Regions from separate parts of the Mus musculus genome. Here region 2 is linked to region 1. A link is a loop called in an ENCODE intact Hi-C map of the cell type or tissue named here. Cell type or tissue: gastrocnemius. All regions are shown on one strand.

What was found. Hi-C counts contacts between places; a loop is a spot of excess contacts. Peaks named below come from ENCODE experiments on the same cell type or tissue, not always from the same donor. Only the 100,000 strongest peaks of a DNase experiment are listed, where the experiment ranks them.
Region 2: a loop joins it to region 1, with 2.8 times the contacts of the local background. A loop is called at or near these places in 10 of 42 quality-filtered maps.

The regions. Positions count from the first base shown.
Region 1 is chr1:79,773,120-79,781,119 of GRCm38, forward strand. Mrpl44 (mitochondrial ribosomal protein L44) reads left to right here and starts at 2,899. Exons shown (of 4, transcript NM_001081210.1): 1 at 2,899-3,192; 2 at 4,739-5,207; 3 at 6,369-6,547; 4 at 7,845-8,000. The coding sequence starts at 3,014. It also overlaps a transcript of Wdfy1 not described here. In gastrocnemius, CTCF peaks have their summits at 3,002 and 3,202; a DNase peak (open chromatin) is centred at 2,948; H3K4me3 peaks cover 1,697 bases; H3K27ac peaks cover 1,301 bases.
Region 2 is chr1:79,703,864-79,711,863 of GRCm38, forward strand. Wdfy1 (WD repeat and FYVE domain containing 1) reads right to left here. Exons shown (of 12, transcript NM_001111279.1): 9 at 5,230-5,331; 10 at 3,589-3,719; 11 at 2,381-2,489; 12 at 1-1,707. The coding sequence ends at 1,648. Among named protein-coding and RNA genes, the nearest start is that of Ap1s3, 36 kb to the left of the region's middle. In gastrocnemius, no CTCF peak of the experiment used is centred here; no DNase peak of the experiment used is centred here; H3K27ac peaks cover 1,136 bases.

The DNA of each region.
Region 1 (8,000 bases):
TCAATTACTGGGGATGGGCCTTTGAAGGAGATTTTGGGGCCTCTGATCTTTTCTCTTCATGAACTCTCTCTTATGTCTTAGGCATGAAATGAACAAGCTTTGTACCATTATACATTCTGCCATGTTGAGTTACTGCCTTACCATGGGTTCAAAAGTAATTGTTGTACCTTATCATGAGCTAAACTCCCAAGAAAAACAAAAACAAAACAAAAAAACTTAACAAAACTTAGAATGAATCTCTCAATAATAGAGAAGGGGGGTTTATTAGAATGGCCTTGTGGACCATTAGGCTGTGGTCCAGCTAATCCAACAATTGCTGCCTACAAACAGAAGGTCCAAGAATCCAAAGGTGTTCAGTCCACAAGGCTGGATGTCTCAGCTGGTCTTCAGTATATGCTGAAATCCCAGAGAAGTGGGCTCTAATGCTAGTGAAAAGATTGACTTGCCAGCACTAGCCAGAGCATGCAGACAAGAAAAGCAAGCTTCCTTCCTCCATGTCCTTTATATAGGCTGCCAGCGGAAAGTGAGGCACAGAGTAACAGTATATCTCCCCACCTCAAAACTCTGGGTTAGCAGCGAAAATTCTCATTTCAAGTAATTTAATTAAGAAAAAAAAAAAAACCCTCGAAAATGTGTCTGGTCATTTGAGTTTTAGTTAATACCATATGTAGTCAAGTTGACAACCAAGAGTATACTAGTTTTAAGTGATTACATCAGTGGAATGACAGCAAGCTGAATGCAGATGTTAATTCTGAGCTTCATGTGGGTCAAAAGTGGGAGAAACTACTTGAGACATTACAGGTTATTCTTATAGTTGTTGTTTCTGAGAGCCTCAGCACATAGAGACATCACTTTAACTGAAGGGACTCTGGCAGCCTGGCTCTGGTAGGCCTTGTCCTTCTTTTCCATTCCCTCTGCCTTGCTAAAAACCATTAGACTACATTCCTAAAGCTAGCCACCAAGGTCTATTCCTTTACTTGGTCACTTCCTCCTCCTAAGGCTGACTGCCAGAGTCCAGCTATGTAAGTATTGAAGGCCAGCAATCATTAGCCCCCTTTGGCTCATCTAATTAAAATACCCAATCAAAATGTATCATCCATCCTAACATGACCCCCCTCTTTCTCTACTGTTTTTCTGCCAGAGTGAGAAAGCAGCCACCTTAACTTTCCTCCCCCACTTAATAAAGGATCTCTCTGTGAAAGCAGGTGTTTGGGTGTGGTTTGTTCCTAATCTGAGGTATGAAGGGGAACTCCCAATGTGTGTGGATCTCTTTCACTAACTTTATTAAGCTTGAGATTACTGTTAATCCCACAGATGTGAGGAAAAAGACCCCTAGCTCAAATCATGATGGCCAAATTAATTAAAGAAAGCAATTGATTAAAACAAACCTCTAAAGTTTGTGTACATTGGCTGTCTCTCAATACAGGTGGGGTTCAAGAGATCCTCATTAGATCTAGGGAAGATAAGGTTTTTTTGTCGTCCAAGAGTAGGGGGTTTCCAAATGGAGGATTTGACAGGCAAATAGGCAGAGTTACAGAAGCAGAAAACGAGCATAAGAAGTTGGTAAAACACATGAAACTGAAGAAGAACGAAGACCAAAGTGTGGACACTTTGCGCCTTCTTAGAATTGGAAACAATCACCCATGGAAGGAGTTACAGAGACAAAGTTTGGAGCTGAGACAAAAGGATGGACCATCTAGAGACTGCCATATCCAGGGATCCATCCCATAATTAGCCTCCAAACGATGACACCATTGCATACACTAGCAAGCGTTTACTGAAAGGACCCTGATATAGCTGTCCCTTGTGAGACTAGGCCGGGGCCTAGCAAACACAGAAGTGGATGCTCACAGTCAGCTATTGGATGGATCACAGGGCCTCCAATGGAGGAGCTAGAGAAAGTATCCAAGGAGCTAAAGAGATCTGCAACCCTATCAGAGGAACAACATTATGAACTAACCAGTACCCCAGAGCTCTTGACTCTAGCTGCATATGCATCAAAAGATGACCTAGTCGGCCATCACTGGAAAGCGAGGCCCATTGGTCAGGCAAACGTTATATGCCCCAGTACAGGGGAACGCCAGGGCCAAAAAATGGGAATGGGTGGGTAGGGGAGTGGGGGGGGGGAGGGAGTGGGGGGACTTTTGGGATAGCATTGTAAATGTAATTGAAGAAAATACATAATAATAATAAAAAAAGAGAAAAAAAATGAACAAGCTGTTTGTGAAAGCAGGCACAAAGACCCTGGAGTCTAACTGGGTGAGTGCAGGGGAATTGTTTCCCTTGTATAAGAACCATACAGGTGCCTCTCAAGGAAAAGATGTTCACCATAAAAACTATGGGAAAAGAAGCAGAGACACTTCCATTTCTGACTTCAGGTCTTTTACTCATATTTTGTTAGGAAAGCTTCAAACGTTGATACAGATTTTTAAAAAAAAAACTTGTAATTTCACTGTTAATATTTTTATGTACCCCTCCTGGTCCCGAGTCTTCCCCTGTGGGAGGGGGGTAGGGTGGGAGGAAAGTAGTTGTTTTAAAATACAAACTTTAATTTTGGTTAAGTTAAACACACTTCTGAACGTGCTTTTGTAAGCGAGACTTTTTGGAAACGGTTGGGTGAAGCCTTAAACTTTGAAAACATTTCCTCAGTAGTGGCTGGAATGATGGTCTGCAACTTTTAAGACTGAATGTAAACAAGAAATGTTTTTCTTGTGAAAATTTAAGTGTTTTATTTAGAACTTTAAAAACTAGTTTTTGTTCTGCTTTAATGAGAAATAAACACAAGCGAGACTGATAGGGTCAAGCAACTGTTTCTCAACAATTTCTGCACCCATACTTACAGAATGGGCAGAAAGAAGCACTTGCGCACGCGCAGTACACTAGCCATGCTCCCTCTTCGGTGTCCTCCAGCGTTCAGGCCTCTCTCTGCTGCTGCACCAGTTTCCGGGGAACCGCGTTCGGGCTACACCGCTCCGGCTGTCTTCCTTCCGCCTCCTATTGCCTTGTTCTTGCCATGGCTTCTGCTGTATTCCGGTTGCTGCAGCAGGGCCCTCGCCGCCTATTGGCTCCGGCCGTCCCCACGCTGGCTCCTCCGGTTCGGGGAGTGAAGAAGGGATTCCGTGCCGCCTTCCGCTTCCAGAAAGAGCTGGAGCGATGGCGCCTGCTACGCTGCCCGCCGCCGCCAGTGCGACGGTAGGCGTCTCGGGAGGGTGGAGAGGCTAAGGTGGCGGCGAGGACACCAGGCTGCAGGCAACTGCGGTGGGCACGTTCCTGCAGGCAGCATGGGGCAGAGGAACTGGGCGACAGGGGCTGGGCTGTCCCCTGCAGAATCTCACTAGCTGAATATAAGCAAATGGGGTCGACCAGAGGGTAACTGCTTGGGATTGGGATTGACCCAATTTTGTCACTTCCTAATCTCAGGCCAATTGGGTATTTTAAAGAGGAATAGGGTCATCAATTCTACCATATTGCGTACCAGGGTAGAAACATTTAATTCTGTGTGTAACAGAATTTCATGTCCACTGCCTGGAGTGAGGATAAAAGTTTAGGTTTTTTATCTAATTAATCTTCTTGCCTGGGGGCGGGGGGGGGGGTTGTCGGACAAATCAAAACAGCCAACAACAACAACAACCTCAACAAAAACCCCACAGATTTTTCTAAAGTGCATCATGCTTATATACGATCCTGCATCATGCACTTTCTGTATACTCTGTCTTAGTGGGCAAAAGTACACGAAGATCAACTTCATTCTTACAGTTTCTTTGGCATTTGACTTCCGTTAGATTGTTAGAACACCAAAGAAGCAGGAACTGTCTCTAGTTAGCTAGTTATTCCTGAGCTGAGACTTTGATTACTATTTTAATATTGCCCTCCAGGAGAATATTAATCCCCTTTACACTAACACCAGTGAGAATACACCTTCTATTGCACAATTATTGTGGTTTAATAAGCAAGACTCAGAATCATGTCTTAATTTACATTCCCTTGCCCAATAGACAGGTGGGTATTTTAAGATTAATGAGTTAAAATTGGAAAAAACTATAGAAAACAAATTTAGATTTATGATTTTAAACTTAGATCTATTTTTCTTCTCTCTTTTAACTTTAAAGGATTTTATTGTGGCATTATTTTTCTCTAGGAAAAGACATTTAATTTTCTCTAGGAAAAGGCATTTAATTCTTGGAATTGTGTGTCTGTACAGTGTACCTGCACACACCAGGCCATTGTGTCAATTACCACTACCACTGAATTAGAACAGCCTCAACCCTCGCCTGTGGTTATGAAATTTTGACACACTCATAAGACTGATATTAACTTATGTAACTGGAAATTCAAGTGGACATTTCTGAGCTTTAAATAAATATATATAAACTAAACATAATTACTTTCAGTTTGTGGCCTGAATCTATATAGTTATAATTTGTTCATACTCAGGTAGAAAGCATAATGTCACTGTTAGAGCAGAAAGAGAGAACTTAAATACTAGCAGAGCAGCCTAATGTGATGTGAACAATCTGTTTAATATGGCAGTTAAGCCAAAGGGAAACCCCCACATCTTATATATAGACAGTAATGACGGACTGCCAGTGGTTATCTGTATTACCTTTTGTATTTAGACTGTTAGAATCCGACAATAAAAGAAACAAACTTCATTTCATTCCGTTATGTAGTAAAGTTAGAGCACACCTTACGTGGTACCATGCCCTCCTCCTTACTCTCTTACTGTCTGCCTCCTCAGCTCAGAGAAGCCAAACTGGGATTACCATGCGGAGGTACAAGCCTTTGGATCTCGCTTACAAGAAACCTTTTCGTTGGACCTTCTCAAAACTGCATTTATCAATAGCTGCTACATCAAAAGCGAAGAGGCGAAACGTCAGAGCCTTGGCATAGAGAAAGAAGCTGCTCTTCTGAATCTTAAGGACAATCAGGAACTGTTCGAACAAGGGCTGTCTTTTTCACATCGGTGCCTCACACAGTTTCTCGAAGACGAATTCCCAGACTTGCCCGCCGAAGGCACTGAGAGTCTAGTTAGCTTTCTCACTGGTGAGGCAGTTGTCTGTCACGTGGCCAGGAACTTGGCTGTGGAGCAGTTGACCCTCAGTGCAGAATTTCCTGTCCCCCTGCCTGTCTTACGTCAGACTTTCTTCGCGGTCATTGGAGCCCTGCTGCAGAGCAGTGGCCCTGAAAGGGCTGCACTGTTCATCAGGGTGGGTAATGGTTAGATGCACTTGTTCAGACAGTCTTCATGTGGGCAGAGGGGGACGTTTCTTTTTCTCATGCATTCCTTTGCTAGATCTTGGTACAACTGACTGTTCCTACCCCCAAAACTTAGAAAAACCCAAACTATTTTTATGTTAACTTTGTGGTGGTTATTTCAGTTTTCTTTTGCCAATACCCTGGAAAGCAAATAATAAATGCTGGGTTGTGAGTGCTGGAGGTTTACGTTATTCTTAGCTTTTTAAAATTTTTTGTTTTGGTTTGATTAATTTTTAAGGAAAAAAATGTTTATTTTAGCTCAGAGCTTAAAGATTTATTTATTTACTTATTTATTTAACGTACATGAGTACCCTGTAGCTGTACTGATGGTTGTGGGCCATCACGTTGGTTGCTGGGAATTTGAATTCAGAACCTCTGCTCGCTCCAGTCGGCCTTGCTCAGGCCGGGCTAAAGATTTATTTATTATTTCTAAGTATACTGTAGCTGTCTTCAGACACAGCAGTAGAGGGCGTGAGCCACCATGTAGTTGCTGGGATTTGAACTCAGGACCTTCAGAAGAGCAGTCAGTGCTCTTAAACTGCCGAGCCATCTCTCCAGCCCTAGCTCAGGCTTTAAAAAGATGCAGTCTGCCATGGAGGGAAGGTGTGTCCTTGTGGGTATGTCCTTAGTAAGTAGACAGACACATGCTTCTACTTTGAATATCAATGATTTGAGTATTGAATTCTGAGGCAGGAGTCAGTCTTCTGAATAATTTTCATAGGTTATGTTGCTTGACATCATTTTCTTTAGGTTTGAAATTGAAACATTTAAAGTTCTATGATTTTTATTAAAAGTACAAACAACAACAGCCTATGAGGACATCCAGGTATAACTCTGGTAGAGTGTGCTGTCCTTGCACGTGTGAGCCCATGAGGGAGAAGCTCAAGCTGGAATTCCAAAGCCAGAAACCGAACATACTCTATAATCTCAACGTTTGCAAGCAACACTTTAGTGCGAAAAGTTTCAGATTCCGAGCATTTTGGATTTTCAGGCTGTATGTGCTTAATATGTACATTTGCCATTCATTGCCTATCAGTTCTTATGGTAAAAATGGATTTTGAATTCTGGCCATAATATTCTTTGTTCTAATTTAAATGTTATTTTATGCACAGGACTTTTTAATTACACAAATGACGGGGAAAGAGCTCTTTGAGATGTGGACCGTCGTAAATCCCATGGGACTACTCGTAGAGGAGCTGAAGAAGAGAAACATCTCAGCTCCTGAGTCTCGACTCACCAGGCAGTCTGGAAGCACAACTGCTCTGCCTTTATATTTTGTTGGCTTATACTGGTTAGTAAAAATTCATTGTTCACTTTTTAACTTTGATTGGAAGCCTAGAAGATAGACTTCCAGTTTTTAAGTGTTACTTCTAACAGTATTAAAATTGTATCTCTGAGCTGGGTGGGGGGCGGGGGGAGGTACATGTCTTTAATCTTAGGCTAGTGTTCAGGAGGTGGAGGCAAGCAGATCTCTGTGAGTTTGAGGCCAGACTGTCTATAGAGAGGCCTCCCAGAACTACACCGTGAGACCCTAGTGGGGCAGGGTGGATAGGGTCATTATCTGGTTTTTGTTATTGGTGATGGTGGTGGGTTTTTTGGTTTTCTCTTTCTGCTGTTAATAGAAGACAAGTTATCTGTGTTTTGCTAGTAGTAACTTTTGAAAATTTTATGTGTGTGAGTGTTGGCCTGCATGTATGTCTGCATCACATACATGTGGAGGCCAGAAGAAGGTGTCGGTTCTGGAACTAGAGTTACAGATGTTTATTAGCTGTTAGGTTCATCCGGGAAATCCGACCTGGGTTCCTTACAAGCACAGCCAGTGCTCTGAGCAGTGAGCCTTCTCTCCAGCTCCTGCTAAGTCACTTTTGGACAGCTGTTTGCTATAGAGTTTTATGGGATATAAGCTCACCTTATATTTTCTATATATATAAAAAAAATACATCTGTTCTTGGCAGCAGCTTCAACCGAGCCTCAGAGTGGAAGACAGGAGCTTTGCTGTCTACCAAAGTGTCAGCACATTTAGAGCCTTGTAGTTTTGTTAGAGATAAACCTGTCTGAAATGGATTTCAGGTTTTAAGATTAAAGTGGGGTAGAGGTGTAGCTCAGTGGTGGAATGCTTTCCTGAGACAGAGAGACAGAGAGGGAGGGAGAGACAGAGAGACAGAGAGGGAGGGAGAGACAGAGAGACAGGGAGAGAGAGAGAGAAAGAGAGAGAGAGAGAGAAAGAAATCAATTAAAGCAGTAGATGTGGACATTGAGTATCTTGGATAAGTAGATTAAATTTTGTGCAAATATTTTTCCAATCTTTGTGTGAAGATTTTCTAATCTGAGGGACTTGCCATGTAGACCTAACTGTTTCAAACTCAGAGATCTGCCTGTATCTGCCTCCCAAATGCTGGCATCAAAGGAGTGTGCCACACTACCCAGCTCTAATCCTTGTGAACTTCTGATCCTTGTGCCACCTTATGCTTTGCCTTGGAGAAACTGGGCCTCGTAGGTTGTTGTATTTGGATGGGATGGGATGGAAGGCATAACTGTCTCATGTGCTGTCTTCCCGGCGTTCAGATCCCTGTCTGTTTTCTTCCTAGTGACAGAAAGCTGATTGCAGAGGGACCTGGGGAAACTGTACTCGTTGCAGAGGAAGAAGCTGCGCGCGTGGCCCTCAGGAAGCTGTACGGATTCACAGAGAACAGGCGGCCCTGGGACTACTCCAAGCCCAAAGAGAGCCCAAAGAGAGCAGAGCA
Region 2 (8,000 bases), 69 kb before region 1:
GGGGCAAAACATCCTTTGGTCTTATTTCTCAAGTCAAGAGCTCTCTGTAAATACAGAGCCCATTATGCCTGGCTGCCTTTCCTTTCCTCATTGTTTGTGTTTTATCCATTGTGACCCCATAGCTTTTCTGCCTGTTTTTTTTTTTTTTTTTTTTTTTGTTTTTTGTTTTTTTGAGACAGGGTTTCTCTGTGTAGCCCTGGCTGTCCTGGAACTCAGTTTGTAGACCAGGCTGGCCTCGAACTCATAAAACTGCCTGCCTCTGCCTCCCGAGTGCTGGGATTAAAGGCGTGCGCCACCTCCTTGTTAGCCATGTTGGTAAAGTGATAAAGCCTTAGTCCTCTCTGGCAGAATGGCCTTGATCTTGATGTAACCCAACACAGTGCTACAGTGAGATTTTAAATCCATACCCATTAGCAAGAGTCACACGGATGCTGTAGGTAGTCATTATTCATCCGTTAAAGCAGTAGGCCTTTCCTACCGGCAAGCAGCAGGCTCCCACGGTTCTACTGGAATAGTTCATGTGCTACTTTCTGTTTACACAAACACACACAAACATCTCTTGGTAATCTGGCCAAAAATTGGACAACACATTTCATACAACAGCTTTTCTAAATGCTATGTAAGTGATTTGCAGGTTAGGGATTACTGTACAAGACCTGACTGATAATTTTAGCAATGGGCCACCAATTTCTTTCTATGACACATGACTAACACTGGTCACAGCTACAACATAATACAGAAGCGCCAGAGTACTTCTGAGGGGCATAACTTGCTACCATATAACAAGGGCTTGGTCTTGGGACTACAAACAAATGTATCAGTTAGCAAGACTGGGCTGTTCCATGGAGTAGGCTGCTGGCACGCATCACCACCATGGTGGTAGCTGAGTTTGCCATGGGTCATGACTAGCTACAAAGAAAAAAAATGTCAGGAGGCTTGTACATCAGCACCATAAAAGAAAGCTTTGTCCACAGGGCAGGTTTGGGAGAAGGAGATGAATGTGCTCTGTCTTGTTATATGACAGCTGTAAAGGTTCACCCAGGGGACACTGGCTGGGACAGAAACAACTAGAGTGAGCCAAACCCAAGAGCAGATTAGGACACCACCTGACAGAACAGGTACCTTGATGAGGTTTATCAGTAACTCGGTGTAGAGGACATTTGTATGGCAAGCATAGGTTTCTCACATCTGGCCACCTCCCCTGAAGAAAGACAGAAAGCTCTCCCCCAGCCCCTGGTTGTGTATCTGAGTACTCTCAGGGGCCTCAAGGACCCTCTCGGGAGACTCCATGTGTGCTCATGGGTTTGCATTTAAGAAGTTCTAAGCACTAACCTTTTTCATTTAAAAATTTTTCCTTCTAAACCCTTCATTGTTCCCTCCTTACCCACTGGTTCAATGTTCATGAGGCAGTTTTGCTGAGGAAATTCTACTCCTTAGGAGTCCGTTGTGGACAGACCTTTTAGACAATTTCCACAAATACCCCCAAACACACCTTTATATAGATTTTTTTCTTTTAAAAAATATTGATTTGTTTTTTTAGGCGTCTAATGTCCATTTACACGACAGTGGCTGTTGAGCTACATGAAGGGTCTCCATTCATGGAGGATGCTATGCATCACGTGTAGCAGACATCACCCAGCTCTGGGATCAGTGTGGAGAAAATCCAGTTGCCAGGCTGCAGCCCACCACAGGAGTCATATCCCATATCTACAAGGAAGGCACATGGAGAAGAAACACTTATCATGGGGTCTAATTTCAACAGTTAGTACTGACAGCTTTGTCTTTTTTGGCTAGAGAACCTCCTTAGGACTCATATACAAATAAAGCAACGTAGTTAACTAATTACATTGAAAAAAAACCCTCCGAAACAACAAGGACAACAAACCACTTCCAGGTAGCATTTTGAATCCTGAAAATAATGTTTTACTATACTGTATAAAAATAGAAACTATTTGTTTTACAATGTAACTAAGTATAAAAGATTTACTTTCAATTTCTGTTTGTGATCTAAGAATTTAACTTAAAAAATATGATTATTCTTCACAAATAGGATAGGATGTAAAGGAACATTAGCCAAGAAGACAGGAAAGGTTATAGACTAACAAAGACTCAAGACAGATGGGACGGGAAACCCTCAGGCCAACTCAGAATCCACAGGTTCCAAGAGACACCTAGCCCTCACTATCATGACCACCCACCCACCCACAGCGAGTCCCCATCAGGGTTAGGAAATCACAAATACCTGCTCTGTCATTCAGGGCTTTGAACAGGCAATTACTGATTATACCAAGCAAAGGCAATGGCACTAGAAATGCCTTGAAGCCCGCTCATAGCCTGAGGACAGCTCTATCTCAGCTGAGATGCTAACAGGCCAGCTTACCTTCACAACACGATCTGTCCCACAGGTCACCATCAGTCCCCTTGCAATGTCCATGGACATATGGGAAATGTTATGTTTTCCTTCATGAAATGTTGCTAGAGAAGTCCGGCTAACAAAGAGAAAGACAGGTGAAATGTGCGGACTGTAGCCAGGCCTAAGAGAGAAGCAATCTTTTAGCAATGTAGATGGCTTACACACAATAATGTTACCATTATCTTCTAAAAATATAGCAATGGTTTTATAATTAACAAGGCTGTACAAAAGGTTTCAACCGTAGAGGCTTTGGTCCCAAAGCCAAGACCTCAAAAAGGTTAAGACACTCAGCATAAAAATAATGTATTCCTTCACTGGAGAGCCTGGTACACAGACATAAAACCATGGGCCCATAGGGCTAAGGAAGAAGTGCACTGGAGGAGATCATGAGCAATGATGTAATGTAGTAAATGATGCCAGTGAGCATCTGCCACAGTCAGAGCCATGGTGCAGCCCTCCCTCTGTTAGCTCATGGCCCGTCATGGGTGGGGACACAGACCTCTGCTACTGTAGCCATGGCTCAGGAGAAGGAAAAAATAACAGCCATTTTCTCCCAATGGATCTGTCCACATCAGGAACATCTGATGAAGTTACCTAAGACCATGTGAAGAAAGAGCACAGGTCTTTCCAGTCTTTCCCGTAACTAAGTTGGCATGAGTGGACAAAAGTCAGCCAGCTCAATTGCTGCTGCCCACTTACTTACACAGGGACATGTCTCTGCAGAGCCCTGTGGGATGGGGCTGTCAGCTGCAGGACTACTCCAACGACCCTCATTGGTACTTGGAAAAAAAAATCTGTCCCAGCCAGTGAGGCAGCTTGAGATAAAGAGCGTGTGTGTCACAAAGCTAGGACAGAAATTTCTCTTCAAAAACGGTTCATGTGGCTTGACGAGATGGCTCGGCAAGGCAAGGCACTTATCCACCAGTCTGATCCTTAAGAACCACAGGGTAGAAGGAGAGATTCCACAAGTTGTCTTTGAACCTCCACATACAAGCTGTGATACACATGCTGGCCCAACCCACCCACAAAAAAATGTAATTAAAAACAAACAAATGAAGAAACATTCCAAAGAGATAAGCATATGGGTAGAAATCTCTCTAGAACTGCTGCCCATATGCAGATTCCCATCAGACAGAGAGGGCAGGACGCAGTAAGACGAACCAGCAAGCACTCACTCCTCATCTTTGATGGAGTCGTAACAGGAATCACAAACTCGAACCTGGAACTCAAAACCCATGACGGGGTAACTGGACCGCTTGCTGCTGCACTTCCCACAGACGGCCTGCCCACACTTCCTGCAGTGATGCTGCCAGGGCGGTGGAGGAGACAGGAGTTAGCTTTGCATTCCTGTAAACTCGGGGAGAATGTGCTTGATAGACCCCAGCACCCACTGCATCATCACTGACACTTGGAACACACATCAGGAAATGTCCCAGTAGGCAAGGGTCTTCAAATAAAAATGTCCTTGTTTGGGGACAACAGCTATATCTGTCTGGTTCACAAAGAGCAGCACTATTCAAACCAAACCCAAGCTCTTTTAGGAACCCAATCGCTGGAGATTCTGGCAAGAAAAAAACTATTCCTCCTTCAAAGAAAAAAGTTAAAGTTAAAGTTTTAAATAGTCTTCATGGAGGAATAATGTTCTTTTTGGCTTTGCAAACTCTTGATTCAGAAAATAAGCTCTAGAACTTTCCAGAACACTCCAATTATTACCATTGAATGTAGCAGACCTTAACCACTAACCCTTTAGTGACTATCTATCTATCTATCTATCTATCTATCTATCTATCTATCTGCTTCTCTCTCTCCTACTAATTATTAATGCATAAGAATAAAATTCACTCTTCGGTGTTTTCTTTAGAAGGAATACTTCACCAACTATAATATGCTGTTCACTGCTATGGAAGCATCACACAGCTGGGCGTGGTGGCGCACGCCTTTAATCCCAGCACTCGGGAGGCAGAGAAGGGCGGATTTCTGAGTTTGAGGCCAGCCTGGTCTACAAAGTGAGTTCCAGGACAGCCAGAGATACACAGAGAAACCCTGTCTCGAAAAAAAAAAAAGAAAAAAAAAAGGGTGGGGGGTGGGGGGTGGGGGAAGCATCACACAGGATCAGCCATTTCTGGGCATTTCTGGGTAATAAGAAATAACAGAAGCCCAGTCCTGGCTGCCAGGCTGGATGGGGCTTTACTGACGAGCAGCTCTTTGAGTGAAAGCAAAGCAAAGTTAGTGACACACACGAATGCTAGGCTAATCCCTCACCAATGATGAATGATCACTATGCTCTCACGTAGCCCCCAAATTCATGATCAGCCAGATGCATTTCACAGCAGGACTTAGGCATCGTATGAGTACCCAGTGCTACCAGTAAGGGTACTGGGGGCAAGTTTCTCAGTTAAAAAAGAAAAAGAAGAGATTTGAGAAAGTCTTAATGAAAATGATCCAGGTGTATTATACAGGCCAAACTTGGTCATGCTCACTGTCAGTCACATGGCCGTGATACAAAATAATAGAGGAGAAACCACATTTGTAAGAACAAAGTATGATTTTCTTTTTTCTTTTTCTTTTTTTTTTTTTTTTTTTTTTGTTTTTTGAGACAGGGTTTCTCTGTGTAGCTCTGGCTGTCCTGGAACTCAGTTTGTAGACCAGGCTGGCCTCAAACTCAGAAATTCACCTGCCTCTGCCTCCCAAGTGCTGGGATTAAAGGCGTGCGCCATCACCGCCCGGCAAGTATGATTTTCTAAAAATTTGAATTAAAGATAAAAAAATAATGAGATGCAAAATTCTTCCAGAAGGAGCAAACATTGGCTACTCACCTGCCTCAAGCCCAGGGTCTTTGTGTCCCACATCTGTTTTATATTCCAGAAGAAGGGCTGCTCACACTTCTGACAGGAGTCGCTTTCTAACCACTGAGGAGCCTGGGGGCAGCAGGGAAGCAAAGCCAACATCTACATGTTTACACTGGCCTTCCAGACGTTAGCACAGAGTTCTGAAACGTTCTGGACTCCATGTTTCTTTTAAATCCCACATTACATTTTAGCTGAGGTTCCCATGATCAATCCCATGGTGTTTAGATGTTCTGTTGTTGTTTTTATATGGTTGGTTGCTTTTAGGAGTCGGTCTCACTATATAGTCTGGCTGGCCTGAAACTTTTAGCAATGCTCCTGCCTCAGCTTCTTAAGTGCTACAGTTACAGATGTGCACTCCCATTCTCAACTCCCGCTGTCAACAGATTCCCAGACATCCGTGTGTGCTTCTAAGTGACTCAATTGGAATTCTCCATTACTTTCTCACAGTTAGAGTGGTTCTAATATCAGAACCACTCTGGTCAGATAAGTCCAGGTCAGATCCCAGGTGCCAACCCTAGCTTTCCCACGTCCCCCGTTTCCTCATCTGGTACAGTCCCTGTAAGGCTGTACAGCTAAGTGTTCTCAACAGTGCCTGATGTACAAAGGCGCTATGAATCCCAGCAGTACACAGTACTTGATGTGCTTAAATGCACCAAATCTGTGTAGCAAGCACAGGGATCCAGAACACCACCACTGCCACTGTTCAGGCAAAGGAACTGTGGCTTACAGCCTGGAGCAACTGTCCATAGTCAGACAGAAGCTGAAGACCACAGAAAATGAAAGAGGCTGGTCTATCTCTCCTGATAGTCCACCATGCTCCCCATAGCCTGTGAAAAAAGGGCTGTATTCCCCTTTATGACATGAGGTCTCAAAACTCGGGACTGGGAAGTGACAGCTGAGCTCTGGCTTCGGAAAACCATGGTTAAGAAGACAGCATATTACTCTGGTGATCTAGAGGGCAGAAGAGCACAAGGGAAGGGAAAAGTATGCTTTTAGTACATTGAGAGAGCAAACAGTAGTCAGTGCATAAATAGACATGTGTTTTGGAACAAACTTTAAAACAAGAAAATCTGTCATTTTATTTTGTTACTACTCAGAAGCGGGTGTTAAACTCTAGGTTAGCGCGAGCTCTGTGAGTGTTGTCTATGGAGAACAGAGGCTGTTTGCGCTGAGAAGAGCAGAGCAGAGCTGAGGACAAAGCTCAGCTGCTGACTGTTTGCCCCATGGAGGAAGCCCTGGGTTTGTTTGATCCCCAGAGCTGCAGAAGTCGAGGGTGGTGGCACATGCTTATATAGCTCCATCACTCAGGCAGTGAAGGCAAGGAAGATCAGGAGGCCAAAGCCCTGCTCAGGCCACAGACAGGGTCCCAGGCTGGTGTGGGTTACATGAGACGCTGCCCTCAGAAAGAGAGCAGCACAGTGAGGGGTGGTGAACCAGGGCCCGGCAGCTCCCACCAGGGAAATGCTCTACCACTCAGCGACATTCTCAGTCCAGAAAGGAGGATGTTAACGAAGCACTGACTTCTATCTCTTTTCTGCATCCTTTTCCATCTAATCTGAGTAGAGGGACTTATTAATAATCTCTCTTTATTACTGCCACTAACTGCTAACTCATCTACACTGTATTGATAGATAAGTACAGTATTCTACATTCTAAAGTCTGCTTGCTTAAATATTCTCCGTAACTATGGTTACTTGTTCATTCATACTTATTTCCCAAAAGGAACAGCCCTAATTATACTCTGTCAGGGAAGCAAATATGGTCTATTGTGGGAGGGAGTTCATAGCCACGGTGGGCTGGAAACAGTCCAGAGACACTCCAAGTGAGCAGTGTGGAGCTGGAGAACCGTGCTTTATCCTCTGGCCACTGGCTAAGGAAGACCCGGGTCCCACACAGGATCAGCCCTCACAGACAACAGACTATTCACCTTTGTATTACATTTCCCTAGCTAGGAAAAAATTAGTATCTACTAAAAATAATGCCTCTTTTGATAGAATTTTCCCCCTGCTCCATTAGAGAGATGACTAGCAGGAAGTCGTCTTTGCCCACAGGAAGCACCTTGACAGACAGGGCTGTATTTTTCTTTTCCCACACGCACAATTACAGTCCACCGTTATGTAATCTGAAGGAAGGACGATGCTCCCACTTTCTGACTGCATTTTCTAAAAGAGTGTACAAAGTACAACAAACGTGGGGTGAAGGCAGAGTAGTTAAACCCAAGAGACTCCCACAGCTGTGCCTGGCTATGCAGGAAGTGCACCCTCCCTCTCGCATCTCTGTTCTCTCAGAGGAAGGCAGGAAGGATGGACCCAAGAAACAGACGGCACACCAGCCATTCCTGGTGTGTAGAGCTGGAGGCTGGGGAAGACAGAACCCAGTCCTAGCAGGCATCCATCCGCAAGGAAAGCCCTAGCACGCGGCACTGCAGAGCCGGTACGAAGTATGTGGTGCAACACACACTCCAAGCCTTACCAAAAGAGTTTTAGAATATACAAAACCAGAAGTTCATCAGCAGCCATGCAACCGGAGTTTCCGGTTTGGCTTGCCACACAAAGCTGGCAGGAAACCTGGCACTTAGTAATACTTCTGACTTAGGCAGCACATTTTATCAGTTATAGAGCAGTCTGGTTTCTTTATGGGATGGCAAGTTTCTTGTAGGTAAGACCCAACATTTACCATGTGTTTTCCCCTAAGCTGTCAGACAGTGCGGCCACCCTGTACTTGCCTGCTAATGCTTC